7 separate regions of the Homo sapiens genome follow, and regions 1, 2, 4, 5, 6 and 7 are each linked to region 3. Evidence: read pairs that join two places in POLR2A ChIA-PET (ENCODE). Cell type or tissue: HepG2. All regions are shown on one strand.

The links. ChIA-PET counts read pairs that join two places held together with the same protein. Peaks named below come from ENCODE experiments on the same cell type or tissue, not always from the same donor. Only the 100,000 strongest peaks of a DNase experiment are listed, where the experiment ranks them.
Region 1: POLR2A ChIA-PET joins it to region 3 with 40 read pairs; 18 of 35 experiments call an interaction of 5 or more read pairs at or near these places.
Region 2: POLR2A ChIA-PET joins it to region 3 with 15 read pairs; 26 of 35 experiments call an interaction of 5 or more read pairs at or near these places.
Region 4: POLR2A ChIA-PET joins it to region 3 with 17 read pairs; 17 of 35 experiments call an interaction of 5 or more read pairs at or near these places.
Region 5: POLR2A ChIA-PET joins it to region 3 with 10 read pairs; 30 of 35 experiments call an interaction of 5 or more read pairs at or near these places.
Region 6: POLR2A ChIA-PET joins it to region 3 with 25 read pairs; 26 of 35 experiments call an interaction of 5 or more read pairs at or near these places.
Region 7: POLR2A ChIA-PET joins it to region 3 with 13 read pairs; 10 of 35 experiments call an interaction of 5 or more read pairs at or near these places.

What each region holds. Positions count from the first base shown.
Region 1 is chr6:31,863,479-31,867,478 of GRCh38, reverse strand. It overlaps SLC44A4 (solute carrier family 44 member 4), which reads left to right. Exons shown (of 21, transcript NM_025257.3): 14 at 1,353-1,606; 15 at 1,695-1,789; 16 at 1,878-1,981; 17 at 2,091-2,164; 18 at 2,399-2,469; 19 at 2,569-2,663; 20 at 2,743-2,827; 21 at 3,731-4,000. The coding sequence ends at 3,852. Among named protein-coding and RNA genes, the nearest start is that of NEU1, 2.7 kb to the right of the region's middle. RefSeq lists enhancers at 2,603-3,227, 3,228-3,851, 3,852-4,000. In HepG2, CTCF peaks have their summits at 1,616 and 3,438 (motif pointing right); DNase peaks (open chromatin) are centred at 1,233, 1,988, 3,488 and 3,738; H3K4me3 peaks cover 2,877 bases.
Region 2 is chr6:31,804,770-31,808,769 of GRCh38, reverse strand. LSM2 (LSM2 homolog, U6 small nuclear RNA and mRNA degradation associated) reads left to right here and starts at 1,804. Exons shown (of 5, transcript NM_021177.5): 1 at 1,804-2,015; 2 at 2,628-2,695. The coding sequence starts at 2,013. In HepG2, CTCF peaks have their summits at 1,686 and 2,035 (motif pointing right); a DNase peak (open chromatin) is centred at 1,769; H3K4me3 peaks cover 1,720 bases.
Region 3 is chr6:31,653,325-31,657,324 of GRCh38, reverse strand. It overlaps APOM (apolipoprotein M), which reads right to left and starts at 1,431. Exons shown (of 6, transcript NM_019101.3): 1 at 1,245-1,431; 2 at 699-853; 3 at 27-100. The coding sequence starts at 1,358. In HepG2, a CTCF peak has its summit at 1,388; DNase peaks (open chromatin) are centred at 1,544 and 2,494; H3K4me3 peaks cover 3,178 bases.
Region 4 is chr6:31,596,299-31,600,298 of GRCh38, reverse strand. No RefSeq gene overlaps it. Among named protein-coding and RNA genes, the nearest start is that of NCR3, 5.3 kb to the right of the region's middle. RefSeq lists enhancers at 2,069-2,569, 2,570-3,070. In HepG2, CTCF peaks have their summits at 1,548 (motif pointing right) and 3,133 (motif pointing right); DNase peaks (open chromatin) are centred at 1,568, 1,938 and 3,118.
Region 5 is chr6:31,812,913-31,816,912 of GRCh38, reverse strand. HSPA1L (heat shock protein family A (Hsp70) member 1 like) reads left to right here and starts at 1,630. Exons shown (of 2, transcript NM_005527.4): 1 at 1,630-2,024. HSPA1A (heat shock protein family A (Hsp70) member 1A) reads right to left here and starts at 1,370. Exons shown (of 1, transcript NM_005345.6): 1 at 1-1,370. The coding sequence starts at 1,156. RefSeq lists enhancers at 1-161, 162-731, 1,438-2,267. In HepG2, no CTCF peak of the experiment used is centred here; DNase peaks (open chromatin) are centred at 1,482 and 2,132; H3K4me3 peaks cover 1,414 bases.
Region 6 is chr6:31,540,454-31,544,453 of GRCh38, reverse strand. It overlaps DDX39B (DExD-box helicase 39B), which reads left to right and starts at 2,451. Exons shown (of 11, transcript NM_004640.7): 1 at 2,451-2,504; 2 at 3,790-4,000. The coding sequence starts at 3,922. It overlaps ATP6V1G2 (ATPase H+ transporting V1 subunit G2), which reads left to right. Exons shown (of 3, transcript NM_130463.4): 3 at 1-10. It overlaps ATP6V1G2-DDX39B (ATP6V1G2-DDX39B readthrough (NMD candidate)), which reads left to right. Exons shown (of 13, transcript NR_037853.1): 3 at 2,306-2,504; 4 at 3,790-4,000. It overlaps SNORD84 (small nucleolar RNA, C/D box 84), which reads left to right and starts at 3,276; the gene lies at 3,276-3,353. It also overlaps DDX39B-AS1. RefSeq lists a silencer at 1,794-2,709 and enhancers at 2,023-2,944, 1,822-3,021. In HepG2, no CTCF peak of the experiment used is centred here; DNase peaks (open chromatin) are centred at 2,073, 2,403 and 3,193; H3K4me3 peaks cover 2,929 bases.
Region 7 is chr6:31,943,416-31,947,415 of GRCh38, reverse strand. It overlaps C2 (complement C2), which reads right to left. Exons shown (of 18, transcript NM_000063.6): 12 at 3,889-4,000; 13 at 3,607-3,772; 14 at 3,423-3,499; 15 at 3,190-3,281; 16 at 2,563-2,689; 17 at 2,387-2,436; 18 at 1,744-2,238. The coding sequence ends at 2,059. It overlaps CFB (complement factor B), which reads right to left and starts at 1,321. Exons shown (of 18, transcript NM_001710.6): 1 at 1,131-1,321; 2 at 810-1,043; 3 at 224-409; 4 at 1-68. The coding sequence starts at 1,194. RefSeq lists an enhancer at 1-90. In HepG2, no CTCF peak of the experiment used is centred here; a DNase peak (open chromatin) is centred at 1,555; H3K4me3 peaks cover 1,121 bases.

The DNA.
Region 1 (4,000 bases), 210 kb before region 3:
GGATTATACACATGAGCAACTGTGCTGGGTATGACGTGAGTGTTGTTTTCAACTTGCTTGTGATCTAGCAGTAAAGACTGACAGAAGGCCGCGCGCAGTGGCTCACACCTGTAATCCCAGCACTTTGGGAGGCCGAGGCAGGTGAATCATGAGGTCCAGAGTTCGAGACCAACCTGGCCAATATGGTGACAGAGTGAGACTCCATCTCAAAAAAAAAAAAAAGATTTTTTGATTAGCCAGGCATGGTGGCACACACCTGCAGTCCCAGCTACTTGGGAGGTTGAAGCAGGAGGATTGCTTGAACACGGGAGGCAGAGGTTGCAGTGAGCTGAGATTGAGCCACTGTACTCCAGCCTGGGCAACAGAGCGAGACCCTGTGTCAAAAAAAAATTTTTTTGGTTATATTTGCTAGAAAGGGTTGCTTTTTAATTTGTGACTTTTTACTTTTTATTATGGGAATTTTTAAACATATGCAAAAGTAGAGATGATAGCACAGTGAGTTCCCTGTACCCAGATTCCACAACCCTCAACTTTTTGCTATTCTTATTTCATCTATATCCTCACCTATAATTTTTTTTTTTTTTGAGATGGAGTTTTGCTCTTGTCTCCCAGGCTGGAGTGCAGTGGCGCGATCTCGGCCCACTGCAACCTCTGCCTCCTGGGTTCAAGCAATTATCCTGCCTCAGCCTCCTGAATAGCTGGGATAATAGGCGTCTGCCACCACGCCCGGCTAATTTTTTGTATTTTCAGTAGAGATGGGATTTCACCATGTTGGCCAAGCTAGTCTTGAACTCCTGACCTCAGGCGATCCGCCCACCTCGGCCTCCCAAAGTGCTGAGATTACAGGCATAAGCCACCGCACCCGCCTCATAAATTTTTTTTTCTGGAGACTTTTAAGGCAAATTCTGGACATCATGCCATTTCACCTGTACATGCATCGAGATGGATCTCAACAGATAAGAACTGTTTAAAAGCATAGCCACTATATCATTATCACATCTCACAAAATTAACAATAATTCCTTAATATCATCAAATACCCAGCCTGTTCAATTTGCCGGAAAGGGTTTTGGTAGACGTTGCAGAGGCTGCTCTGGAATGGGAATGCTGAGTGAGTGCCTTCCCCTCTGATTGAGACTGAGGGAGCTGATTATGCTTATGCTATAGGCAGACCAAACTGAGTTTGAGCCTGGAGATGGAACTCTCCGACAGAACTTGATTCCCGCAGTCCAGAGAAGCTACTTCCCACCTGTCAACTCTGGGAGGGGCAGGAGCTACTGGGAATGGGACGCCCAGGCTCCATACTGAGGCCCCCGATGCCTGAGCCTACTCTATCCCCGTCTACCCTCCCAGGCCCACCTTGTGAACTCCTCGTGCCCAGGGCTGATGTGCGTCTTCCAGGGCTACTCATCCAAAGGCCTAATCCAACGTTCTGTCTTCAATCTGCAAATCTATGGGGTCCTGGGGCTCTTCTGGACCCTTAACTGGGTACTGGCCCTGGGCCAATGCGTCCTCGCTGGAGCCTTTGCCTCCTTCTACTGGGCCTTCCACAAGCCCCAGGACATCCCTACCTTCCCCTTAATCTCTGCCTTCATCCGCACACTCCGGTAAGGATGGGGCAGGGGCCTGGTCATTGTAGGCACGGGGGCCCCAGGGGTCCTGGAGCTGTCTCTGACTGCATAACACCCTCTGCAGTTACCACACTGGGTCATTGGCATTTGGAGCCCTCATCCTGACCCTTGTGCAGATAGCCCGGGTCATCTTGGAGTATATTGACCACAAGCTCAGAGGTGAGTCTGGAGTCGGAGTAGGAGTCAGGAGCTGGGGAAGGCCATTAGGGAGGGGCAGTGACCAAACATGAGCCTTCCTCGCTCCCAGGAGTGCAGAACCCTGTAGCCCGCTGCATCATGTGCTGTTTCAAGTGCTGCCTCTGGTGTCTGGAAAAATTTATCAAGTTCCTAAACCGCAATGCATACATCATGGTGAGCTACACTGCAAGCAACCCTTTGTTCTGGTGCCCTTTGGTCTAGACACCCCCATCCTGGTCCAGGCAGCTCGCCTTGGTAACTCTGACCTTTCCACCTCCCTCAGATCGCCATCTACGGGAAGAATTTCTGTGTCTCAGCCAAAAATGCGTTCATGCTACTCATGCGAAACATTGTCAGGTTAGGCTGCTCCCCCCCCGCTTTGTGGCTCCCTCCTCTGATCTCCCACCCAAGGCTGGCTTCGTGGGTGTGCTGTGCTCAGTCGGGCCCTAGACTTAGTTTAGTGCTCTGCTCTTGCCATCTTGAAACGTGAACAATTTTCATTTTGCACCAGTCCCCACAAATTACGAAGCCAATTTCACTCTCAGCATTGCCAGGCCTCTCACCCTCAACCTGCCCTAACTTCTGGCACAGGGTGGTCGTCCTGGACAAAGTCACAGACCTGCTGCTGTTCTTTGGGAAGCTGCTGGTGGTCGGAGGCGTGGGTAAGGGACCAGAAGCTGTGGGGACAGAGGGTAGGGGTGCTGGGCAGCTGAAGAGGTGGCCTCAGAGGTGCAGCACTAACCCCCAGAATTATTCCACAGGGGTCCTGTCCTTCTTTTTTTTCTCCGGTCGCATCCCGGGGCTGGGTAAAGACTTTAAGAGCCCCCACCTCAACTATTACTGGCTGCCCATCATGGTGAGTGACTCCCCTCTCTGCTGCTCCACCCCCAACTCCCCAGAGGAACCCAATAACCCCAACGGGTCATGTCTTCCAGACCTCCATCCTGGGGGCCTATGTCATCGCCAGCGGCTTCTTCAGCGTTTTCGGCATGTGTGTGGACACGCTCTTCCTCTGCTTCCGTGAGTGACACCCCCAGCCACCTGTCCCCAACCTTAAAGTACTGAGCCGTTCAAGCATTTTTTTTTTTTTTTGGAGATTTGGTGCTTCTAGAAACAATGCCTTTGTGAGCTAAACGAACCAGAGGGAGCTTCTTGTGACATCCTGAGGCCAGGCGTTTAGGGAAGAAGGAAGAGAGTGAGCCCCCAGGCCGGTAGGCTCTCCAAAGAAGGAGCATTCTGATGGAGAGGTCTCTGCTATCTTCCCTAAGAAATCTCGGGTAGAAGTTAGCCATTAGAGGCCAGGCATGGTGGCTCACGCCTGTCATGCCAGCACTTTGGGGGACCGAGGTGGGCAGATCACCCTGAGGTCAGGAGTTCGAGACCAGCCTGGCCCACATGGTGAAACCCCTCTCTACTAAAAATACAAAAAATTAGCTGGGCGCGGTGGCGGGCGCCTGTAATCCCAGCCACTTGGGAGGCTGAAGCAGGAGAATCGCTTGAACTCAGGAGGCGGAGGTTGCAGCGAGCCGAGATTGCGCTACTGCACTTCAGCTTGGGCGACAGCAAGACTCCGTCTCAAAACAAAGAAAAAAGATTAAAAAAAAAAAAGAGCCATTAGAGAGACTTCCCAGCAGGTGGCTGTAGCGGCAGGGGATTTTCTTACTCTACAGCATGCATCCATTCAGGGTTTGCCAGTCTCCTCCTAAGCGACTGACATGCATTTTTTCCGCTAATTCTTATCATCGCTCTATGCAACATAATATTCCCGACCCCACTTCACAGGAGGAAACTGAGATTACATAACCTGCCCGGGGGTAAGGGTGGTGGTGCAGCTTGGATTCCAAATCCCGCAGGCAGCTTGCCTCCCAGTCCCCGATTTCCTGGCCCCAGGGTCCGCTCTAACCGGTCTCTGTTGCGGCTCAGTGGAAGACCTGGAGCGGAACAACGGCTCCCTGGACCGGCCCTACTACATGTCCAAGAGCCTTCTAAAGATTCTGGGCAAGAAGAACGAGGCGCCCCCGGACAACAAGAAGAGGAAGAAGTGACAGCTCCGGCCCTGATCCAGGACTGCACCCCACCCCCACCGTCCAGCCATCCAACCTCACTTCGCCTTACAGGTCTCCATTTTGTGGTAAAAAAAGGTTTTAGGCCAGGCGCCGTGGCTCACGCCTGTAATCCAACACTTTGAGAGGC
Region 2 (4,000 bases), 150 kb before region 3:
ACCTCAGCCTCCCAAAGTGCTGGAATTATAGGCGTGAGCCACCGTGCCCAGCCCCAGAAAATATTTCTATAACAAACTCTTGACAAATAAGTATGTCTATGCAAGATGACAAATACAAGTTTTATGAAGTCTCAGTCCATGAAAAAATATTTTTACCAGCTGGGCACAGTGGCTCACGCCTGTAATCCCAGCACTTTGGGAGGCCGAGGCGGGCGGATCATGAGGTCAAGAGATTGAGACCATCCTGCCCAACATGGTGAAACCCCGTCTCTACTAAAAATACAAAAATTAGCTGAGGACGGTGATGCGTGCCTGTAGTCCCAGCTACTCAGGAGGGTGAGGCAGAGGAATCGCTTGAACCCGGGACGTGGAGGTTGCAGTGAGCTGAGATCGTGGCACCACACTCCAGCCTGGTGATAGAGCGAGACTCCATCTCAAAAACATTTTTTTCTTTTACCTGTGTCCTAATACATATTTATAAAAACCTGGGGGATATGAGTTAGAATAATATGTAACTGCATTTCTGTCTGTTTGTGTTTGAAACATTTAACAGTGAAATGTTAGACTGGGTTATTTGTATCTGTGAGCCACAGTCTCTTTAGTTTTACACAGTCCTTTACAGGACAGTCTTGGCAAAAGTGTGTAAGAAATGCGGAGATTGAGGTTGGCTCCTTTGGAGAAATGTATTTATTGGTAACCTTTGATAAAATCAAAATTTGTGCTCCAGCTCCTCCTTATCTCTGGGACTGCTCAACGTTGTTTGTTTATAATTTTCTTTTTTCTAGAGAGAGTCTCGCTCTGTCACCCAGGCTGGAATGCAGTGGGGAGATTGTAGCTCACTGTAACTCTTGGGTTCAAATGATCCTCCTGCCTCAGCCTCCCCAAATGCTGGGATTTACAGGCCTCAACATTTTTTGTTTTTTGGGATGGAGTTTTGCTCTTGTTGCCCAGGCTGGAGTGCAATGGCAAGATCTCCACTCACTGCAACCTATGCCTCCTGGATTTACAGGCGCGTGCCACCACACCCGGCTAATTTTTGGGTTTTTAGTAGAGACAGAATTTCGCCATGTTGACCAGGCTGGTCTCGAACTCCTGACCTCAGGCGATCCACTTGCCTTGGCCGCCCAAAGTGCTGGGATTACAGGTGTGAGCCACTGCTCCCGGTCATTTTTTTTTTTTTTTTTTTTGAGACGGAGTCTTGCTCTGTCGCCCAGGCTGCAGTGCAGTGGCGCGATCTCGGTTCACTGCAACCTCCGCCTCCCAGGTTCAAGCGATTCTCTTCCCTCAGCCTCCCGAGTAGCTGGTATTACAGGAGCCTGCGACCACGCCTAATTTTTTTTGTATTTTTAGTGAAGATGGGGTTTCACCATGTTGGCTAGACTGGTCTCGAACTCCTGACCTCACACAATCCACCCACCTAGGCCTCCCAGAGTGCTGGGATTAAAGGCTTGAGCCACGGCCCTCGGCCTTTTTTTCTTTTTATCAGCTGAATTTAAGATTCAAAACATTTTTTAATTTTATTTTTTAAATTTTATGTTTTTACTTTAACAAATATAGAAAAGTGCACACTTCATAATCTTAACAAACTCCCCACAATTCTCGATAGGAAGTGTGTGTAGGGCACAAACACATCACGCTGTAGATGGCAGGATTCTGGAAAAGAACAAAATCCTTTGAGCTCAGGCGCTGAGTCCCGCCACCCGTCTGGCAGCCCAGGCTAGGGTCCGCGCCTGCGCAATGGGAGCCGGCCGGCCAGGGAGGAAGTCGGAATGAAGGAAACCCCGCCCCTTTCCCGGCTTCCTCCTCCCCTCTACTCTACCCAGCTTGCGCTCCCCAGCCGCAAGTCGGCCGCGCTTTGCCCGTCAGCGCTTGGAGCTTTCTGCGTCGCTTCCCGCTGCGCCTGCGCGGTCCCGCCTCGCCCCACGCGCGGGCTCGCGCTTCGGTTTCCCCAGACCTGCTCGCAGCACCCTGCTGTCTTCCCGGTCCGGCCCGCTGCCCGCGGCGCCAGCACCATGGTGGGTACCGTGACGTCAAAAGGGGGCGCCCTCGGGGACCTCGCATGGTTGGGGCGGGGGATCTGGCCTTTGTACCCCTAGGCTGGAGTTAGGTCCGGAGTTTTTATCTTCATCTTTAGTACTGTACTGTTTCTCAGGTTCATTGAGGAGGCACTGAGAACAAATGGGATATTTTTTCCATGATGAGGGAAAAAACCCCAACCCTGAGAGAGATTCAGTGAGGATAGCGGGAGACGGAAAAGTTAGACCTCAGAGCACTTCTCTGCCAGGCAAGCTTCGGCAGGGTGCGGGTGGGATATTTTCTACAATTCATTGAAAGGAGTGGGCAGGTACCCGAGAAAGGTGGTCGACTGAGAGAGCACAGTGGGGAGGCCGACGTATGCAGGGCAGAGTCTCTCTGGGACTTTAAGTGATGGGCTCAGTGCAGTGTGCAGAATAATTTGGGCTCCAGCCTTTCAGCTCTGTCAACCAATTATTCTTTCCTGTGAAATTTTGAGAACTGTCAGGGATGCAGTGGGGTTCACAATACCAGTATTTGGTAATACTGTCAAAGGACACTCCTCCCTACCATGCTCCTTCCCACATGATGGTTTTCCCCCTCTCTCCCAATAGCTCTTCTATTCTTTTTTCAAGTCCCTTGTGGGCAAGGATGTGGTCGTGGAACTAAAGAATGACCTGAGGTAGGTACCTGTTCCAACAAGTCTGTTGGGGGTGGGTGTGCCCAGGGCCCTGGAACCTCTTTAATTTGAGAAATATTTCAGGGCTAGGCGAGGTGGAAGATGTACAGAAGAAATAAATGGATAGGGTGCAGTGGCTCAAGCCTGTAATCCCAGCACTTTGGGAGGCTGAGGAAGGAGGAAAGCTTGAGCCCAGGAGTTTGAGGCTGCAGTGAGCAGTGATTACTCCATTGCACTCTAGCCCAGGCAATAGAGCAAGACCCCATCTCTAAGAAAAATTTTAAAATTTAGCAATAAATAAATGCCTTGTGCCTTAAATTTACAGATAAGCTTAGAGATTGTATCGTGTATTGGAAAACAATACAAAGCAATATATAGTTTAAAGAGTAAATACAGGTCAGGCGCAGTGGCTCACGGGCTGGACGTGTGGCTCATGCCTGTAATCCCAGCACTTTGGGAGGCCAAGGTGGGCGAATCACGAGGTCAGGAGTTCAAGACCAGCCCGGTCAAGATGGTGAAACCCTGTCTCTACTAAAAATACAAAAATTAGCCGGGCACGGTGGCTGGTGCCTGTAATCCCAGCTACTCGGGAGGGTGAGGCAGGAGAATCGCTTGAACCTGGGCGGCAGAGGTTGCAGTGAGCTGAGATCACACTGCTGCACTCCAGCTGGGTGACAGAGTGAGATTCTGTCTCAAAAAAAAAAAAAAGTAAGTACTAGGCTGGCCATGGTGGCTCACACCTGTAATCTCAGCACTTTGGGAGGCTGAGGCAGGAGGATCACTTGAGTCCAGGATGTCGAGACTAGTCTGGGCAACATAGTGATGAGACCTCTATTTCTATAAAAAATTAGCCAGGTGTAGTGTACATGCCTGTAGTCTCAGCTATTCGGGAGGCTGAGGTGGGAGGATCACTTGAACCCAGGAGGTCAAGGCTGCAGTGAGCCATGATTGTATCACTTTACTCCAGCCTGGTTGACAGAGGAAGACTCTGTCTCAAAAAAAGAACAGGCCAGGCCGGGCGCGGTGGCTCACGCCTGTAATCCCAGCACTTTGGGAGGCCGAGGCAGGCGGATCACAAGGTCAGGAGATTGAGATCATCCTGTTTAACATGGTGAAACCCTGTCTCTGCTAAAAATACAAAAAATTAGCCAGGCGTGGTGGCATGCTCCTGTAGTTCCAGCTACTTGGGAGTCTGAGGCAGGAGAATGGCGTGAACCTGGGAGGCGGAACTTGCAGTGAGCCAAGATGGTGCCACCGCACTCCAGCCTGGGTGACAGAGCAAGACTCCGTCTCAAAAAAAAAAAAAAA
Region 3 (4,000 bases):
GAGGGTGAGGGCTGGGAAGAACCAACCTTCAGTTCTGAGATCTGTGCTCCCTTCAGTCAGGTGGTAGATCCATTTCCGGGGCACACAGAGCCCATCTTTCCTGCAGAGGTGGTGGTGGCAAGGAGGAAAGAATGAGCATCACCCCAACCATAGTGTCCCAGCTTCTTTTTTTTTTTTTTGAGACAGAGTCTCACTCTGTTGCCCAGGCTGGAGTGCAGTGGCGCCATCTCGGCTCACTGCAAGCTCTGCCTCCCGGGTTCACGCCATTCTCCTGCCTCAACCTCGTGAGTAGCTGGGACTACAGGTGCCCACCACCATGCCCAGCTAGTTTTTTATATTTTTAGTAGAGACGGGGTTTCACTGTGTTAGCCAGGATGGTCTCGATCTCCTGACCTCGTGATCTGTCCGCCTCAGCCTCCCAAAGTGCTGGGATTACAGGCGTGAGCCACCACGTCTGGCCTGTCCCGGCTTCTATTTACTCCATTGTATTTGTTATTGAAGCCCAGCTCTCCTTGGGTTTCAAGCTACCAAGCATTGGTTAGGCACATCTTTCTCCAGAGGGCAATTAATACAGCCACTGAATTCCGTGGGCCAAGCATAGTAGATATACCAGCTAAGAGGCCAGCTCTTGGTGGGTGGATTCTCACACTTTGGGCAGAGACTGAACCCAGTGATGCTTCTGCCTCCTTACCACTCACATGCGGATGGTAGCACGAAGGTGGAGCTGCATCGGGGCAGAGCCAGCAGCCATATTGAAGACAATGTTGTCCACAGGGTCAAAAGTTGCCAACTCCTCCTTGGTGGGAGCTGCCCCTGCGATAAAGTACCACTGGCCCAAGTGGACCTCTGGGAACTGGAGAGACAATGAAGGGAGCAAAAGAGGGTGGGTTCCAGCACAGGATGGGTTCAACCTCTTCATCAGTCAAAACAGCAAGATTTAGGGGTAGAGGTGTTGGCTGCCTTCCTCTTTCCAACTGGGGATTGGATCCATGACAAAGAGTCATTAAATGACTTTTCCTCTTTGCCCCTCCCCAGTCAACCTGGGTAACCACCCCACCCCCCAATTCTGCCATGCCTCTGCATTGATGGCCACAGTACTGATATTTTTCTTCTTGCTTTCATTATCACAACACTCACACCCCCTTCCTCTCTTCCTTTCCCAAGATGGTCTCCAGTCATCCTAGGCCATCCACCCAAGTCCCTCAGAGCCTCCACCATAGGCTTCCCCCAATCTCAGTCCATACCTCCTTCCCATCCACGCCCAGAGTTGTCAGTTGACTGTGCTCAGGGCACTGGTAGATGGAGTTAAGGATAATACCATAGAAGTAGAGCAGAGCTGCCCAAATTTGGTGGAACATCTTCAGGCAGGAGGGAGCTGGTGCTCTGTGTGCCTTAACTGCTCTCTCCCCTACTGGCTGCTCAGTCCACTCTGCTTTCAGCTCCCTTGCGTTCGACCCTTGACCCTTTCACCTGCTAATGAGTAACTTCAACCTTGTTTTCCAACCCAAACCTGGATTACTTAGTGTTTGGGACTTCCTCCCCCTCTTCCGGATGCAACCACTCCATAGTACACCCTGGCATGTCCAGGGTTTCTCAGGAGTTATGAGGAGAGCTGAGCTGTCCAGGGAGAAGCCTGTGGTCTTTGAACCTGTATCTGAGCTGGTTATTTGTTGCACTGTGCAGCACTGAAGGGAAGTAGCTTGACTGGGCCTCTCATTCATTCACTTAGCAAACTGTTTTGAATCCCAAGTCCCAGTTGTTTCCCAAGAACTAGCTAATCCCCGGGGACATAAAAAAACGAATAAGACATAGCCCCTGATCTTGAAGAAGTCGTTAGAGGGAAAACTAGCTGTGTAGACAAACCATTGCAATACAACTTGGTAAATGCTTTAGAACAGGTATGATGCAGGTGCTGGGGCACGGTGGATTGCTCTCTTTAGTTTACAATTAGAAAAATATGTATACCCTGGCAGTGTTCACTGACACATTCACTCAACATTTATTACTACAAAGAGGCTATGTAATCTGGCTGTTAGAGAGGATAGATGTTGGTGTCAGGCAGAATGTGTCCAAACCCTAACTACAGGCAGGGCAGGTAGCTCATGCCTGTAATCTCAGCACTTTGAGAGGCCAAGGTGGGCGGATGGCTTGAGCCCAGGAGTTCAAAACCAGCCTGGGCTACATGGCAAAACTCTGTCTCTACAAAAAATACAAAAATTAGCCGATGTGGTGGCACACGCCTGTAGTCCCAGCTACTAGGGAGGCTGAGGAGGGAGGATTGCTTGAGCCTGGGATGTCGAGGCTGCAATGAGCCCTGATTGTGCCACTGCACTCCAGCTTGGGCGACAGAGACTCTGTCTCCAAACAAACAAAACACCACCAACCCCTAACTGCTATGTCTGTTTTTTCATCTGTAAAATTGGCAAATCATCAATCTTATAGGATTAAATGAAATAATGCACATAAAGCCCTTAGCAAAGACTTGCACATGGTAAGTCCAAAGTATATATTTGCTATAATTAATAGTAATGTTTGCAAAGCACTTAGTTTCTGGTGGGTAATAAGTTCTCAAATAATAGGCAGTAAGAATTGCCAAATAGGTTGTCCTTGGATAGCACCAAGTGACTGGAGCAGTTAATGCTGTGAGAGATGGATCTTCCTCGATAGATTATTTATTTACTTATTTATTTTTAAGACAGGGTCTCACTCTGTCGCCCAGGCATGACTTTGACTTCCCCGGCTCAGATGATTCCCGAGTAGGAGGTATAGGTGCACGCCATCACGCCTAGCTAATTTTTTGTAGACACGGAGTTTCACCATGTTGCCCCAGGCTGGTATTAAACTCCTGAGCTCAAGCAGTCGGCCCACCTTAGCCTCCTAAAGTGTTGGGATTACAGGCATGAGCCACCACACCTAGCTTGATAAATTTATATCCCATGGACTGCCACAAAAAATTTGCCGAGGGCTGAGGCTTGCGATTTAGTTAAAAAACAAACAAAATTTGGGTGACCAGTATATTAGAGTTTATTAATACTGTTCTATTTTGGTGTAATGTTTGAATTTTTTTTTTTTTTTTTTTGAGATGGGAGTCTCGTTCTGTTGCCCAAGCTGGAGTGCAGTGGCGCGATCTTGGCTCACTGCAATCTCCACCTCCCGGGTTCAAAGCAATTCTCTGCCTCAGCCTCCCAAGTAGCTGGGATTACAGGCGCCCGCCACCACGCCAGGCTAATTTTTGTATTTTTAGTAGAGATGGGGTTTCACCATTTTGGCCAGGCTGGTCTTGAACTCCTGACCTCGTGATCCACCCGCCTCATCCTCCCAAGTGTGAGTCACTGCGCCCGGCCGAAAATTTTTGTAATAAAAAGCTAAAATGTGGTTAGGCACAGTAGCTCACACCTATAATCCCAGCACTTTGGGAGGCCAAGTCTGCAAGACCAGGCTGGGCAACATAGCAAGACCCCATCTCTATAAAAATAAAATTAGCCAGGTGTGGTGGTGTGCATCTGTGGTCCCTACTAGGGAGGCTGAGGTGGGAAGATCGGTTGGGCTCGGGAGGCAGAGGCTACAGTGAGTTGTGATTGCGCCACTGCACTCCAGCCTGGGCGACAAAGCGAGACCCTCTCTCAAAAAAATAAGCTAAAATGTTAACAGCTTTTTATTGGGGCAGTAAAGTACAAGTGCTCGATCTGGAGTCCTGTAGGCCTGGATTTGTCAATTCTGACACTTATGTTCGTCTAAGTGTACTCACTTAAAAAATGTTAAAAGCTCGTTAAAAGGCTTTTTAAAATAATACACAAAACCCGTAGTATATGGGCTGGCACAAGTGCTCATTAAACAGCTGCTTATTAGAACTCTTAACTAAAATATAACCAGGACCTGGGTATAAACTACGAATCCCAGAAAGGTTGGACACCCCAACAGCGATGTGTCTTTCTGGAGGACTCGCAGTTTCGCGGGGCCGAGGCCCTTGGCCCAGGGCAGGTTAAGAGAAGAGGGCACG
Region 4 (4,000 bases), 57 kb after region 3:
GCAGAGGTTGCAGTGAGCGGAAATCACACCACTGCACTCCAGCCTGGGCGACAGAGCGAGACTCCCTCTCAAAAAAAAAAAAACAAAAAAAACACACACAAAAACAGAGACCAGTGCACATCCACTTCAACACTGTTTTATTTGTTGCCTTTCCTCTTGAGTGCCTGGGAATAATTTCTTTAGAAAAGTTCCATCCTTGGCCAGGATGGATGCAGTGGCTCACGCCTGTAATCCCAGCACTTTGGGAGGCCGACGTGGGTGGATCACGAGGTCAGGAGTTCAAGACCAGCCTGGCCAAGATAGTGAAACCCCGTCTCTACTAAAAATATGAAAATTAGCTGGGCATGGTAGTGGGTGCCTGTAATCCTGGCTACTCAGGAGGCTGAGGCAGGAGAATCTCTTGAACCCGGGAGGCGGAGGTTGCAGTGAGCCGAGATCGCACCACTGCACTCTAGCCTGGGTAACAGAACAAGACTCTGTCTCAAGAAAAAAAAAAGAAAAAAAAAGTTCCATTCTTGTGCCCACTGTGCTGATTAGCGCAGCAGTTCCTGTCTTGCAGGTTAGCCTTCCCTAGAGGTTCTCAGAGTTATTAAAAGGGGTCCCTTGAATGTACACACATATCAGGATTTATTCTAGATGGACTGAAAAAAAAACCCCACATACTGTCTTTGGAATCTGGAACATTTTTAGCTATGACAAATGTTTAGAAGTCTTAGATATAGAAAAGAGCTGGGAGAGCAGGATGCCCTTGAGTCCAGGTGTAGCAATGGCACTGCCACCCTTGCACAGGACGGGGGAAGCACTGGAGAAGAACCACACATTGAACACCTAGGGCAATGGGGTCTGGAAGTTTACAGGTGGTACCCCCAGTTTACAGTAGTGGCACCAGGACTCCAACCTAGGCTGATTTGTCTTCTAAGCCACATTGCCTTGGGACGTGGAGTAGAACCATGTGATTGAGTGTACACTGTGGAAGAGTGGAGTTTGTTTTTTTTTTTTTTTGAGACGGAGTTTTGCTCGTTGCCCAGGCTGGAGTGCAGTGGCACAATGTTGGCTCACTGCAACCTCCGCCTCCTGGATTCAAGTGATTCTCGTGCCTCAGCCACCCAAGTAGCTGGGATTACAGGCACGCACCACCACGTCTGGCTAAGTTTTGTATTTTTAGTAGAGATGGGGATTCACCATGTTGGCCAGACTGGTCTCGAACTCCCGACCTCAGGTGATCTGCCCACCTCGGCCACCCAAAGTGCTGGGATTACAGGCGTGGGCCACTGCTCCCGGCCGGAAGAGTGGAGTTTTATCCCCAGCCAGTTACTTATTCCACGTCCCCACTGGTGGTGACCTCTTCTCCCTCCCCAAACCGTGGGCTTCTTACAGCTGAGATAGTAGAGACAATTTTTCCTATATTGATCCTTTGGGGTGTGAATGGGGTGTTGATAGAAGGAGGCAAGCAAGGTAGGGGATCGGGCAGAAGCTGGAATCAAGGCCCAGTTGAGAAAAGCCACCATTGGTAGCTCGGGCCTCCCATGCTCTCTGACCACCAGGGGGCAGGCCTTGCCTTGCCATGACGCCTCCATCCCACATCCTCTAGTTAGATATCCCTGGGGTGGCAGCCACTTCGCTGCTGGAGAATGGCTGAGTTGGTCCTTCCCAGGTTGTGTGGCATGTGTGGTTGTTCCGGTAGCTTAGGGAGGTAAAATAATTTGTTCAAGATTAGACTGGGCACAGTGGCTCACACCTGTAATCCCAGCACTTTGGGAGGCCGAAGTGGGAGGATTGCTTTAGGCCAGGAGTTTTAGATCAGCCTGGGCAACACGGTGAGACTCTGTCTGTACAAAAAATAAAAATAAGTGAGCCAAACGTGATGATGTGTGTCTGTAGTCCCAAATACTCTGGAGGCTGACGTGGGAGGGTCACTTGAGCTCAGGAGTTCAAAGTTCAAGGCCACGGGGAGCTATGATCATATGATCACACCGCTGCACTCCAGAATGGTTGACAGAGTGAGACCCTGTCTCAAAAAAAAAAAGGTTGTATAACATAATTGTGGGGATTGCGGGGGAGCTGACATTTGAACCTAGACTCATTCCAAACCAGCATTCTTAACCATGAGATGACTGCTTCTCCAAAAGAAAGCTCTGAATTACTTCAGTGATGGGTGGGAACTGGACAGTCTACAAAAGTACTGTGACACAGAGCTAGAAACACAGATACAAAGGAAAAAACATATATTAGGTCAGGTGTGGTGGCTCACACCTGTAATCCCAGCACTTTGGGAGGCCAAGGCGGGTGGATCACTTAAGGCCAGGTGTTTAAGACCAGCCTGGCCAACATGGCAAAACTCCGTCAGTACTAAAAACACAAAAATTAGCCGAGTGTGGTGGCACACGCCTGTGAACCCAGATACTCGGGAGGCTGAGGCACGTGAATCGCTTGAGCCTGGGAAGCAGAGGTTGCAATGAGCCAAGATTGTGCCACTGCACTCCAGCCTGGGCGACTGAACGAGACTGTCTCACAACAACAACAGCAACAACAACAACATGTATTCATATAAAATGAGCCAGGCTGGGCGCGGTGGCTCACGCCTGTAATCCCAGCACTTTGGGAGGCCAAGGCGGGCGGATCACAAGGTCAGGAGTTTGAGACCAGCCTGGCCAACATGGTGAAACTCAGTCTCTACTAAAAATACAAAAATTAGCTGGGTGTGGTGGCGCACGTCTGTACTCCCAGCTACTCGGGAGGCGGAGGCAGGAGAATCGCTTGAACCCGGGAGGCAGAGGTTGCAGTGAGCTGAGATTGAGCCATTGCACTCCAGCCTGGGCAACAAGAACAAGACTCCATCTCAAAATAAATAAATAAATAAAATAAATAAAAGGAGCCAGACCAGGAGTTTGAGACCTGGACAACATAGCAAGATGCTGTCTTTCAAAAATAAATAAAAGTAAAAAGTCAGGTGTGATGGCACATACCAGTATTCCAAGCTACTTGGGAGGCTGAGGCAGGAGGATTGCTTGAGTCCAGGAGATCGAGGCTGCAGTGAGCAATGATCACACCACTGTATTCCTGCTTGAGTGATAGAGTGAGACCCTTGTCTCTAAAAAATGTAATAGTAAAAGGAGCCAGAAGGGGGCATGCGGTAAGGGGTGGACACATGGCATATTACATGTCATCCTTCACTTCTATGTGCTGTATTATCTCCTGTAGCTGTGTGATACACATACAAGAGTGTCTGGCATACTCTTGTACCAATCCCTGTAGAGGTATTACCTTGTTTTATTGTGTTCCACAGATGTGCATTTTTTTATATATTGAAGTTTGTGGCAACCCTGTGTTGAGCAAGTCTGTAGGTGCCACTTTTCCAATAGCCTGTGCTCACTTTGTGTCTCAGTGGCACATTTTGGTAATTCTTGCAATATTTCAAACTTTTTCTTGATTATTTTATCTGTTATGATCTGTCAGTAGTGATTTTTTTTTTTTGAGACAGGGTCTCACCCTGTCATTCAGGCTGGAGTGCAGTGGCAAGATCATAGCTCACTGCAGCCTCGAAATCCTGGGCTCAAGTGATTCTCCTGCTTCAGCCTCCCAAGTAGCTAAGACTACTGGAACACACCAGCACACCTGGCTAATTTTATCTATTTATTTATTTAGGCAGAGTTTTGTTCTTGTTGCCCAAGCTGGAGTACAATGGCACGATCCCAGTTCACCACTACCTCCGTCTCCCAGTGATTCTCCTGCCTCCGCCTCCCGAGTAGCTGGGATTACCGGCATGCGCCACCACGCCCGACTAATTTTGTATTTTTAGTAGAGACGGGGTTTCTCCATGTTGGTCAGGTTGGTCTTGAACTAACGACCTCAAGTGATCTGCCCTCCTTGGCCTCCCAAAGTGCTGGGATGACAGGAGTCAGCCACTGTGCCTGGACTTTTTTTTTCTTTTTTGTAGAGCTGAGGTTGGCCAAGCGCAGTGGCTCATGCTTGTAATCCCAGTACTTTGAGAGGTCGAGTG
Region 5 (4,000 bases), 160 kb before region 3:
CGGACTTGTCCCCCATCAGGATGGCCGCCTGCACCGCCGCCCCGTAGGCCACAGCCTCGTCGGGGTTGATGCTCTTGTTCAGGTCGCGCCCGTTGAAGAAGTCCTGCAGCAGCTTCTGCACCTTGGGGATGCGGGTGGAGCCCCCGACCAGGACCAGGTCGTGAATCTGGGCCTTGTCCAGCTTGGCGTCGCGCAGAGCCTTCTCCACGGGCTCCAGGGTGCTTCGGAACAGGTCGGAGCACAGCTCCTCGAACCTCGCCCTGGTGATGGACGTGTAGAAGTCGATGCCCTCAAACAGGGAGTCGATCTCCAGGCTGGCCTGGGTGCTGGACGACAGGGTCCTCTTGGCCCTCTCGCAGGCGGTGCGCAGCCGCCTCACGGCTCGCTTGTTCTGGCTGATGTCCTTCTTGTGTTTTCTCTTGAACTCCTCCACGAAGTGGTTCACCAGCCTGTTGTCAAAGTCCTCCCCACCCAGGTGGGTGTCCCCGGCCGTGGCCTTCACCTCGAAGATGCCGTCGTCGATCGTCAGGATGGACACGTCGAAGGTGCCCCCGCCCAGGTCAAAGATGAGCACGTTGCGCTCCCCCTTGCCCGTTCTGTCCAGGCCGTAGGCGATGGCGGCGGCCGTGGGCTCGTTGATGATCCGCAGCACGTTGAGCCCCGCGATCACACCCGCATCCTTGGTGGCCTGGCGCTGCGAGTCGTTGAAGTAGGCCGGCACGGTGATCACCGCGTTGGTCACCGGGTAGCCCAGGTACGCCTCGGCGATCTCCTTCATCTTGGTCAGCACCATGGACGAGATCTCCTCGGGGTAGAATGCCTTGGTCTCCCCCTTGTAGCTCACCTGCACCTTGGGCTTGTCTCCGTCGTTGATCACCTGGAAAGGCCAGTGCTTCATGTCCGACTGCACCACCGGGTCGCCGAACTTGCGGCCAATCAGCCGCTTCGCGTCAAACACGGTGTTCTGCGGGTTCAGCGCCACCTGGTTCTTGGCCGCATCCCCGATGAGCCGCTCGGTGTCCGTGAAGGCCACGTAGCTGGGGGTGGTGCGGTTGCCCTGGTCGTTGGCGATGATCTCCACCTTGCCGTGTTGGAACACCCCCACGCAGGAGTAGGTGGTGCCCAGGTCGATGCCGATCGCCGCGGCTTTGGCCATGCCGGTTCCCTGCTCTCTGTCGGCTCCGCTCTGAGATTGGGGGCTGGAAACGGAACACTGGATCCGCGAGAAGAGCTCGGTCCTTCCGGACGCCGGAAACTCGACGCGCCGGTGCCTGCAGCCGCACAGGTTCGCTCTGGGAAGCCTTGGGACAACGGGAGTCACTCTCGAAAAAGGTAGTGGACTGTCGCAGCAGCTCCTCAGGCTAGCCGTTATCCGGACCGCTTGCCCCTGGGCTTTTATAAGTCGTCACGGAGACCCGCCTTTTCCCTTCTGAGCCAATCACCGAGCTCGATGAGGCTGCCAGGTCGGGAATATTCCAGGGTTTTCGCCTCCCGTCCTGCCCCCCAGCCTTCCTTGGACCAATCAGAGGCCAGAGTGCCGCCCCCTGCTCAGAACTCTCCAGAGTCTTCTGGGATTCACTGGAGGGGACAGGGACCCTGAGAGGAAGGGGGAGTGGCGGTGGGAAGGGTGTTGGTCTCCATGGCGATGCTGACCGCCTGCGCTTCAGCGCCTAATTGACAGGAAGGGTCGGCGCTGGGCTTTTAATTGTGGGGGCTTGCTGGGCCTGCGCAGTTGTGGGCAGGGGGCTGGTGCGGGGAGCGGGTTACGCGCGTCCAGGGGAGGGTGGGGGCGTTTGTGTTGACACCGCCCGGCCACGTTACAATGGAGATACTGTCTCTGACCTCATGGGCCAGTTTGGAAAAAGATTACTGAGTTGGAGCCGTCTCAAATTTGCAGGGAGGGACGGGGTGGGGGGTGGGGGGACCCCGGTTGTGCAGTTTGATATTGAGGGAGCCCCCACCTACTCGCTGGGGCTGCGTAATCTGGACGTTTCCAAACTGAAGCGAAGGCGTCGGGAGACTAGGTGAGCCAGTAGGGATCTGATTGATTGTGAACCTGAAAGGCTCAGTAGGTCCTTGTTTGGGAAAGTACTGGAAAGTTCCCTAGTTGGTTTAAGCCTGAGGTATGTGGGCGTTGGCTGATCCGGGTAGGAGGAGCACTTGGGGAAAGCTAAGATGGCTTCAGATTGATTGGTCGGAGCAGCCAGAATGGGGGAGGCGGGGGAAGGGAGTGCGGCCTGTCGGGGAAATGGGGAGGCGGGGAAGGCGGGGTAAGGGGGAGGCGGGGTAACTGGGAAGCGGGGGAAAGGGAGTGCGGCCTAGGAATCTGCGGTGTGGAGAGGGATAGACACTAAACCCTTTATTTTATTTTTATTTATTTATTTTTAATTTTTTTTTTTTTTTTGAGACGGAGTCTCGCTCTGTCGCCCAGGGTGGAGTGCAGTGGCACGATCTTGGCTCACTGCAAGCTCTGCCTCCCGAGTTCAGGCCATTCTCCTGCCTCAGCCTTCCGAGTAGCAGGGACTGCAGGCGCCCGCCACCGCGCCCGGCTAATTGCTCCACCTCCCGGGTTCAAGCTATTCTCCTGCCTCAGCCATCCGAGTAGCTGGAACTACTGGCGCCCGCCACCACGCCCAGCTAATTTTTTCTATTTTTTAGTAGAGACGAGGTTTCACCGTGTTAGCCAGGATGGTAGCCAGGATGGTCTCGTTCTCCTGACCCCGTGATCCGCCCGCCTCGGCCTCTCAAAGTGCTGGGATTACAGGCGTGAGCCACCGCCCCCCGCCCTTAAACCCTTTATTGATCAGTTATTGGCTCCAGAAAACAGGAGTTTTATTTAGGAGAAGGATACAGATACTGTCTGGAGTGCCATGTCGTTTGAGAAAACTGGAAGGCTTGTGGTTTTCTAGCAGTCATCTTCAGCCTGACTGGAATTTACTGCCGGTGAACCCCTAATAGAGAATATTATCCCAGGAAGGCAGCAGAACTCAAGTGTGGAGGCTGATGTCTCTTGAAGAGACCAGAATGTACACTACTCTTGGGTCATAAAGAGACAGAATCCCACAGTAAAATATATAGGAACAGGACAGTAGAATTAGGTCACTTGGGAAATTGAAAACAATATACAGCTACTTGCTTCCCAACTTCTTTGAGTAGCTGAGAATACTTTTGTCTACCCTGTCCAAAAAGCAGTCTGCCATGACAGTAGCGTCTCCATGTATTTGTATAGGCTTGCTCATAGCAACATTATTCTGTAAATTCTGTAATCTGTATCCATCGAGAGATAGATAAGCAAAATGTATATAGGCCGGGTGCGGTGGTGGCTCATGCCTGCCATCCCAGAACTTAGGGAGACCGAGGCGGGCGGATCACTTAAGGTTAGGAGTTTGAGACCATCCTGGTCAACATGGTGAAACTCTGTTTTTACTAAAAATACAAAAATTATCTGGGCGTGGCAGTGCACGCCTGTAGTCCCAGCTCCTCGGGAGGCTGAGGCTGGAGAATTAGCTTGAACCCAGGAGGTGGAGGTTGCAGTGAGCCAAGATCATGCCACTGCACTCCAGCCTGGGTAACAGAGTGAGACTCTGTCTCAAAACAAAATCAAAAACAGTGGTATATAAATATGAATATTACTCAGCCTTAGGAAGGAAATTGTGACATGTTACAACATGGATGAAACCTGTGCACATAAGCTAAGTGACATAAGCAAAGTCACAAAAGGATAAATACTGTATAATTCCACTTATATGAAGTTACAAGAGTAGTCAAATTCATAGAGATAGAAAAAAGAGGTCGGGCGCCTTGGCTCAAGCCTATAATCCTAACACTTGGTGACTTGGAGGTGGGAGGAGGTTTCCTTGAGCTCAGGAGTGAGAAACTAGCTTGGGCAACAGGGAGACCTGGTCTCTACAAAAAAATAAAAAATTAGCTGGGTGTGGTGGCATTCACCTGTGGTCCAAGCTACTTGGGAGGCTGAGACAAAAGGATCCTATGAGCCTGG
Region 6 (4,000 bases), 110 kb after region 3:
TTGAAGCAGCCTCCTTTTGCCTCATCATTTCTCATTTTCAGTCACTTTGTTTTTTTTTTTTTTGAGATGGAGTTTTGCTCTTGTTGCCCAGGCTGGAATACAATGGCGTGATCTCAGCTCATTGCAACCTCTGCCTCCCAGGTTCAAGCGATTCTCCTGCCTCAGCCTCCCAAGTTGCTGGAATTATGGGTGTGTGCCACCACGCCTGGCTATTTTTTGTATTTTTAGTAGAGATGGGGTTTCGCCATGTTGGTCAGGCTGGTCTCAAACTCCTGACCTCAAGTGATCCACCTGCCTTGGCCTCCCAAAGTGCTGAGATTAGAGGTGTGAGCCACTGTGCCTGGCCTTCAGTCACTTTCTTGTTTTTTGTTTACATATTCCCTAAACAGCCCAAATGGCTATCCTTTGAAACTTCTTGGAGAAACAAGAACAAGTAGTACTTTATTATTTCTCTAAAGTGAGAAACATGGTTCCTCATTTGGGAATCTGAGGACTATAGATCGCAACTGTAGAGAAAAGCTGGAGTGTAGGAGCAAGTGCTCTTTGCCCCTTTACCTTGCATTTTCTTCATAGCACTTACTGCTACTGGTTTTTTGAGACAAGGTCCTGCTGTGTTGCCCAGGCTGGAGTTCCAGCTCACGGCAGCCTTGACCCCCTGGACTCAAATGATCCTCCCACTTCAGCCTCCTGAGTAGCTGGGATTACGGGCGAGTGCCACTATGCCTTGCTAATTTTAAAATTTTTTGTAGAGATGGGGTCTCACTTGCCCAGGCTGGTCTGAAACTCCTGGGCTCAAGCAATCCTTCGGGCTCGGCTTCCTCAAGGGTTGGGTTACAGGCCTGAGCCACTGCACCCTGACCACTTATCGATACTTGACATTATATTTGTGTTTATGTGTTTTCTTTCCTGTAATGTAAACACTGTGAGAACAGGGCTGTTCACCGTTGTGTCCCCAGATCCTAGGACAACATGTGGCACAAGGGAGGCAGTTGATAAATACTTTTGAATAAATTAAATGATACTTGGGAAAATACCTTCTATGACACCATTCTTGAATTAGTTACTTCATTTGTCACTGAAGACAAGCTTACTTCACCAAGAATTTGAACCAATAAGGTAACCTGCAGTGTATTTACTAACCAGATTCTTTGAGCAGGGAGGCAGAATACAATAGAGAATGAGAGATGTTTGCATCCTGGCTGTAACCTCACCAGCCGTACTGCTTGAGATATGTTGCTTTGCTTCGCTTCTGTCAATAAGATGAGAATAACGGTACCTACTCCTTAGTATTAAATGATTAAGTATGTTAACAGGGAGAGGGCCAAACGTTTGTTGTTTTATTACACAGCAGGACATCAGGTCTTACTTTTGTAGCTCCCCATCTCAAAGACGGGGATAGCAAATGTTTCATTCAGGAAAAAAATCCAGGTTGAACAATGGGGCTGTTGGGGCGGGGCCAAGAACATTCTGCTCGAATTAACAGTATTAATGGGCCGGGCGCGGTGGCTCACGCCTGTAATCCCAGCACTCTGGGAGGCCGAAGTGGGTGGATCACCTGAGGTCATACATGGGTGAAGCCCCGTCTCTACTAAAAAAACAAAAATTTGCTGGGCGTGGTGGCGGGCGCCTGTAATCCTAGCTACTCGGGAGGCTGAGGCAGGAGAATCGCTTGAACCCGGGAAGCAGCGGTTGCAGTGAGCCGAGATCAGGACATTGCACTCCCGCCTGGGCGACAGGGCGAGACTCTGTCTCAAAACAAAAACAAAAACAGTATTAATGGAATGTAGTATAACCCTCAAGCCCTACTATTAACACTTGGGGCCGAATCCAGACCCCGTCTTCCCGCTCGGATTCAGAACACCTTCCTGACTCACTGGCCCTAGGGCATCAGCTACCTCGGACAGCATCCTTTTGGGAAAATACCGCCCACCAGCCCCACGACTGGGAAAGAGTCGGGAAACACCCCCGAGCAATCCAGTTCCCTGAGACTTCCCTCCTCCCTCCCCTCAGCTAGGGCCTGCCGGTTCCTAGTGCGTGCCCAGCAGTCCTCAGGTCACCTTCACTACCGGGCCAAGGACCCCGTGGGAACTCGCAGCCTTCGCCACACTCGTTCCTCGCGCATCCATGGAGGGGTGCCTACAGAGAAGACCTGCGTGGCAAAAACCTAAACGAAGAGATGAGGGGCATGGAGAGGAGTAGGATAAGAGAATAAAGATAACAGTGGGGGGGAGACGTTAGTTTCCTTTATATCTTTTGTTACTGGCGGTAGCAGTGAAGTTAGAAACGGTTTTAAAACAAATTTCAGACAGGCATTTTCCAAAGGCAAGCCTGGAGCGCACGGATCTGTATAACCGCGGAAGGCCCTGTTTCCGGTCCCTTGCGCCTGCGCTCTTGCAGCCAAGAAGGCGGGAGGCTGGAGTAGAGGGAAGCCTGCAACCGGAAGTGAAGGCAGATTTCCCTCCTTCGTCGCTGTTGCTGCCGCCATACGCGCTCTCCCTGTTTAGGTAAGCTTTGGCCTTCGCTACAATCCGTTTCCATCTGCGCTTCTCCGCACCCATCCCGTCACATGGGTTCCTGATACCCTTTTCACAGGCGATGGTCTGGTCGCTGGGGCCTAGTTGGTTCGCTATTTCCTTAGCTTGCATCCCTTTCGAGAGCAAAGAGCTCCTGGGGGAAGGAAGGGAAGCTAAGGGGGGACCCAATCCAAGATGGTGTCCTCGGCGCCATTGTGTTCGTTTTGCTCCCTTCTTCCAATGGGTTCTTCTCATATTGGAGGCCTCAGCATCAATGAGAGGCGGCGCTCGGCGTCCCTTGGTCTTGGTATTTGCGGAGGGCGGGGCTCTTCTCACCTTCCTTGTCCTTTCTTGAGCTCTTTCTCGGCCCTCGGTGGGACTGGGAGGAGGAGCTGGTTTCTGGGCCCAGTTGGATTTTTCTCACCTTGACTTGCCCAACTTAATTTGGAGTGCCTTCCAAGTGTTTACGATACGATTGGTGTCATTGTATGTTTCTCCAAAAGGAGTCTCACCTTCGTAGCGTAACAGTGATGTGAGACCACTTGGTAAAGATCCTGTTAAAGCCTGGGCGGGGATTGCCTTTCTCTGTCACCTATTAGCTTTCTTATTGTAGGGTGGAGACATGAATTTTGTTTTTTTGTGGCCGAGCCATTTGTCTTGCACCGCCCCTCCCCCCCATGCTAATTACACAAGGCTTGCTTAAACAGCGGAAGGGAGGATACTGAGAAGTGGGAGGCTGAGAGCTATGGGAGGTGGACGGCGGCCATATGATGTTTTCTTTTCGAAAGGTGAGCGCTTTGCGCAGTGATGACCCTCATCTATCACCCTTGACTGATGGCTGCTGAGTTAGGCATCCATAACGGTGGGATTATAATAGGGAAAGCGGAGTCTTCCTTTGAGGACTTTTCAGGACTCTACTTGTCATCTCCATTTTCCACTTTACTAAGTTATTAGTCGTATTTTACCTTTTATTATCTATTCTATTTCCTCACTGTTACTTTCAGATCAAGAATTTATAAGTTGGTCTTCCCCTTCCAACTTTTCTGGTTTCCGCTACTGTGATTGCTAATCTTGTTGGGAACCTCTGTCCTAACCACTTTCCCTGGTACTGCTTTTTCTGTTCTGTTATATTTGCTTTTCGTTTTTATGTTTTGTATCTGTTTTTCTTTCCAGGTAAAAGTTTCCTGGTTTAGGGAAAGTGGGAACTGGGGATGGAAAAGAGGTGGTGAAGGCTGTGCTCGTGATTAAGTCTTGCTTTTTTTTTTCCCCCCTCCAGCTCTTCTGTTAGAAATAGTATCTTTGTTTTCCTTTGCTGTTCCTCAATCCCCTACTCTTCACCCCTTGTTTTCACCTATTTTGCGAGAACCCATCCAGATCCCCCTTCCCTTCTTCCCCTGCCGGCCCAGTTATGGCAGAGAACGATGTGGACAATGAGCTCTTGGACTATGAAGATGATGAGGTGGAGACAGCAGCTGGGGGAGATGGGG
Region 7 (4,000 bases), 290 kb before region 3:
TTCAAGGCGGTACTGGCTGCCCACCTTCCTTGTGCCAATGGGGATGCCCGGGTTGGAGCAGTACCCCGCTGCAGAGGTATGAGACATCGAGGTAAGCACTGAAGCCTGAGGCCCCGTGAGCAAGGTAGAGAGCAAGAGTTACAGTGTCCGGAGCCGAGTGCCCACTCCTCGGGCTGGGCGCCGTCAGGGAGACAGCAATGTAGGGGGAGGGGATGCTTCTCACCTCCGTTGTCACAGATCGCTGTCTGCCCACTCCATCGGCCATTCACTTGGCAGGTGCGATTGGCAGAGCCCCGGAGAGTGTAACCGTCATAGCAGTGGAAAGAGATCTCATCACTCACATTGTAGTAGGGAGACCGGGGCCAGTATTCCCCGTTCTCGAAGTCGTGTGGTCTTGGACAGTGGATTGCTTTGAGAAGGGGGGACAAGTAGAAGTCATCAAGAGGGAAAGGCTGCCTTAGGTGTATCCCTCCTGGTCTCGGAGACCATGTCACTGAGAAACAGCGCATTCCCAGTCCCGCAGAAGCAGCATCTTACCTACTCCTCAACCCATATGGATTTCCACTGCTTCTCCCTCCCCATTTCTGAGTGTTCTCTTGACTTCCAGGGCTGCCTGGAAGCCCAGGGTAAATGCTTAGTAAGGGTTAACTCCGCTTTTTCTTGCCCCCTTTCCGCCTGCCACCCTAAAACTGCTCCTACTCCCGGTCAGCCCACCTTGTCACCCTGCCTAGTCTCATCCTAGTCCTGACCTTGCTGCCGCCTGCCCTGTTTCTGCCTTAGGCCACTGCCCACACTCATTGCCCTCAAACCTCTGCACTCTGCCTTCCTGACAGTCTTTTGGTCTTGAGTCTTCAGGGTGCTCCAGGACCCCGTAGATCTGCAGGTACGTGTCTGCACAGGGTACGGGTAGAAGCCAGAAGGACACACGTACTCCAGTGCCTGGCCCTCTTGGAGAAGTCGGAAGGAGCCGCCTTTGATCTCTACCCCCTCCAGAGAGCAGGATCCCTGGGGCCGGGCCAAAGACCATGGAGTGGTGGTCACACCTGAAGAGAAAGGCTGATGAAGCCTGGCCCCAAAAGGCCAAGGAGGGATGCTGGAGACAGCAGGAAGGGAAGGTTACCCTCGCTTACCTCCAGACAAGAGGCCCAAGATAAAGGGCATCAGGCAGAGTTGGGGGCTGAGATTGCTCCCCATGGCGTTGGAAGGCAGGAGAGAAGCTGGGCCTGGGGCAGGATGGTGTGTCCTGGCTTGCTTTGCTTGTCTGCTTGGCTCAGTGTCCAAGCTGAAACTCCAGACCTAGACCTGGTCACATTCCCTTCCCCTGCTCCCCACCAGCCCCCAGCCTTTTATACAATCTGTGTTCTGGCACCTGCGGCTCGCCCCGCCTGTCCTACCCACATCACTTTCCCGGAACATCCAAGCGGGAGGGCCCCGCTGAGCTGCCAGTCAAGGAAACAGAAACTGCAGAAGTCCCACCCTTTGCTGCCAAAGGTCCAGGACTCTCCCCTTCAGTACCTCCTCTCCGGCCTTAGCTCCTCCCCAGTAAGCCCAAACCACCCACTTAGGGACCAGAAATAAGGATCCAGCTCACTCCCCTGTTGATTGTGTGTTATGGTGCAGAGTCCAGCCACTGTTTGTCCAGTGGGGTCTCTGACCTGCCTTCCTGTAGCTCTTGGAGTCATTCTGGCCTCCCCCTCCCCCAAGGCCAGCCCTACCTGGCCTCCAGATAGAGGCACTGAGAGATGTGGAAACCATTGATTTTTATTAATTTCATAACTGGGAAATTCCATGTGAAAGTGAAACAAGCATGAGTCAAGTCAACCAGGGAAGGAATCTGGGGACAGGCCAAGGAGCGGGAGGTGGGGCAGCGAGGCAGTCCTGCTGGTAGGAGCCCTGAGGATTTCCCAGCTTGTGTGCGCTGCCTCTGGCATCCTAGAGACCCGGATTTACTCAGCTAGGAGAGAGGATGGATCACAGGGTCTAAGGGTGGCCATTCAGAGGTAGAAGATGGAGGGGCGGCAGATTCTGGCAGGGCAGCAGAGGGCTCAGTGGCCATGGCTAGAGGGGTAAAAAATTCAGGACATCCCCCAGGTGCTGCCTCAGCCAGGGCTGCATGCGGAAGAGATTGATGTGAAAGTCTCGTGGCGGCGGGACCTTGCTACGAGGGGCCCTTTTGCGGGAGTTTTTGTCAGCAGAGCCAAGGCAGGGGTTGTAAAGACCCCAGCTCACCAGACCCACCTGGAGAAAAGGAGAGAACTGGCTGGGAGGCTGCCACAGCCCCAACTGTAAGCCCCAACCTCCCTAGATCCCTCAAAGGCCTCCCTCATCCCCCCAACAAGGCTGAGATCCTGTAACCCCTGGGTCCTGCAAGCTTCTACCTTCTCACCTGAAAAAACCTGAATCTCCGCTCAAGGAAAACTGCTCCCCCAGATTCTCCTGCCAGCAAAGGGTGACAGGAGACAGTGTCATCTAGGGCAGTGGACTGGTGTTCTGGCATGCATGCTGGCCACAGAGACACAGGTGGCCTTCCCCTTGGGAATCCAGGCATGGTGAGGGACTCACCCTTGCAGGGACTCTCATCCTCCTGGGTCCCACTGCATAGGAACTGGTCTGTCACCACCTCCCTGACATCTGTCAAGTTGGGGAACATGGTTTTTTCTTGGGAGACAACCTCGGCACAGCTTGTCCACTGCAGCAGGGGTGGAACCAGAGAGAAGGGTAGAATAAGCAGACCCGGGTGGGTGCAGTGGCTCACGCCTGTAATCTCAGCACTTTGGGAGGTTGAGGCAGGCAGATCACTTGAGGTCAGGAGTTCAAGACCATCCTGGCCAACATGGCGAAATCCCGTCTCTACTAAAAATACAAAAATTAGCTGGTGTGGTGGTGGGCACCTGTAATCTCAGCTACTCGGGAGGCTGAAGTAGGAGAATCGCTTGAACCCAGGAGGCAGAAGTTGCAGTGAGCTGAGGTCGTGCCACTGCACTCCAGCCTGGGAGACAGAGCAAGACTCCATCTCAATAACAACAAAAAAAGAATAAGCAGACCCAGGGACACCTAGCAGGTTTGTGAGGCTTGGGAGGAGGGGTGACCCGCGTCAGAGAGAGAAAGCAGCCAGACCTGGAGAAGGAAGAGAGACATTCTGGGAGCTGTCACAGGGGGATCCCAGCATCCCCAACCTGAGACCCTCACCTCCACTCCCATCTTAAGGTTAATGTTCAGTTTGCTCCCATTCAAGGCGACAAAATGAGCAGGAACACTCTGTTTGTTCAGCAGTTCATTCTCTATAGTCAAGAGAAGGGGATGTTGGTGCTGGTCCTTTTACCCAGAATCCAGGTTCCTGGCTTGGGGACTGCAGCCTAGTCCTTGTTATCACCCCCAAACCCCGGCCCCAGCTCTCAAGCACCATAAGTCCCAGCACTCACCATGGTCCCTACAGGTGCTGCCTTGAGGTCTCCGCAGAGCCAGATTGGCCTCCATCGTGCAGGGAAGGCAGATGGGCCTGGGGAGAAGAGCAAGGGTCACACCAGCCTGTCCCCAGTATCTCTTCCAGGGATCTCCAGAGCACTCTTCCCTGCAGGGCACCCTCCCATCCCAGACTCCAGGCACCTGGCATGGGTGGACATCTTTACTTTCTGGGCCAGCTTCAGCAGAGCTATGTCATCACCATAGAACTCCAGGATTCCCTGGTTCTTTTTGGCAAAGACATCAAACCCTGGGGAGATCACCGCCTTCTCAATAAGGAATTCTTTGCCCCACTGGGATTTGGGGTCTCCTGGAAATGATACACTAGATTAGGCTAGACCAGGGCTCCTGCAGGGGCCAGAGGCTGGGTGAGGTGGTAGGATCTGTGGCTTCAGGATCAGGAGGCTGGTGCATCCCCTGCCTTACCCACATTGACCCTCCACAGGGAGTGGTCGTTGCCATCGCGGAAGCAATGAGCTGCTGTCAGGACCCATTGGTCGGAGATGAGGGCCCCCCGGCAGGTCTCTTGGCTCTTGGG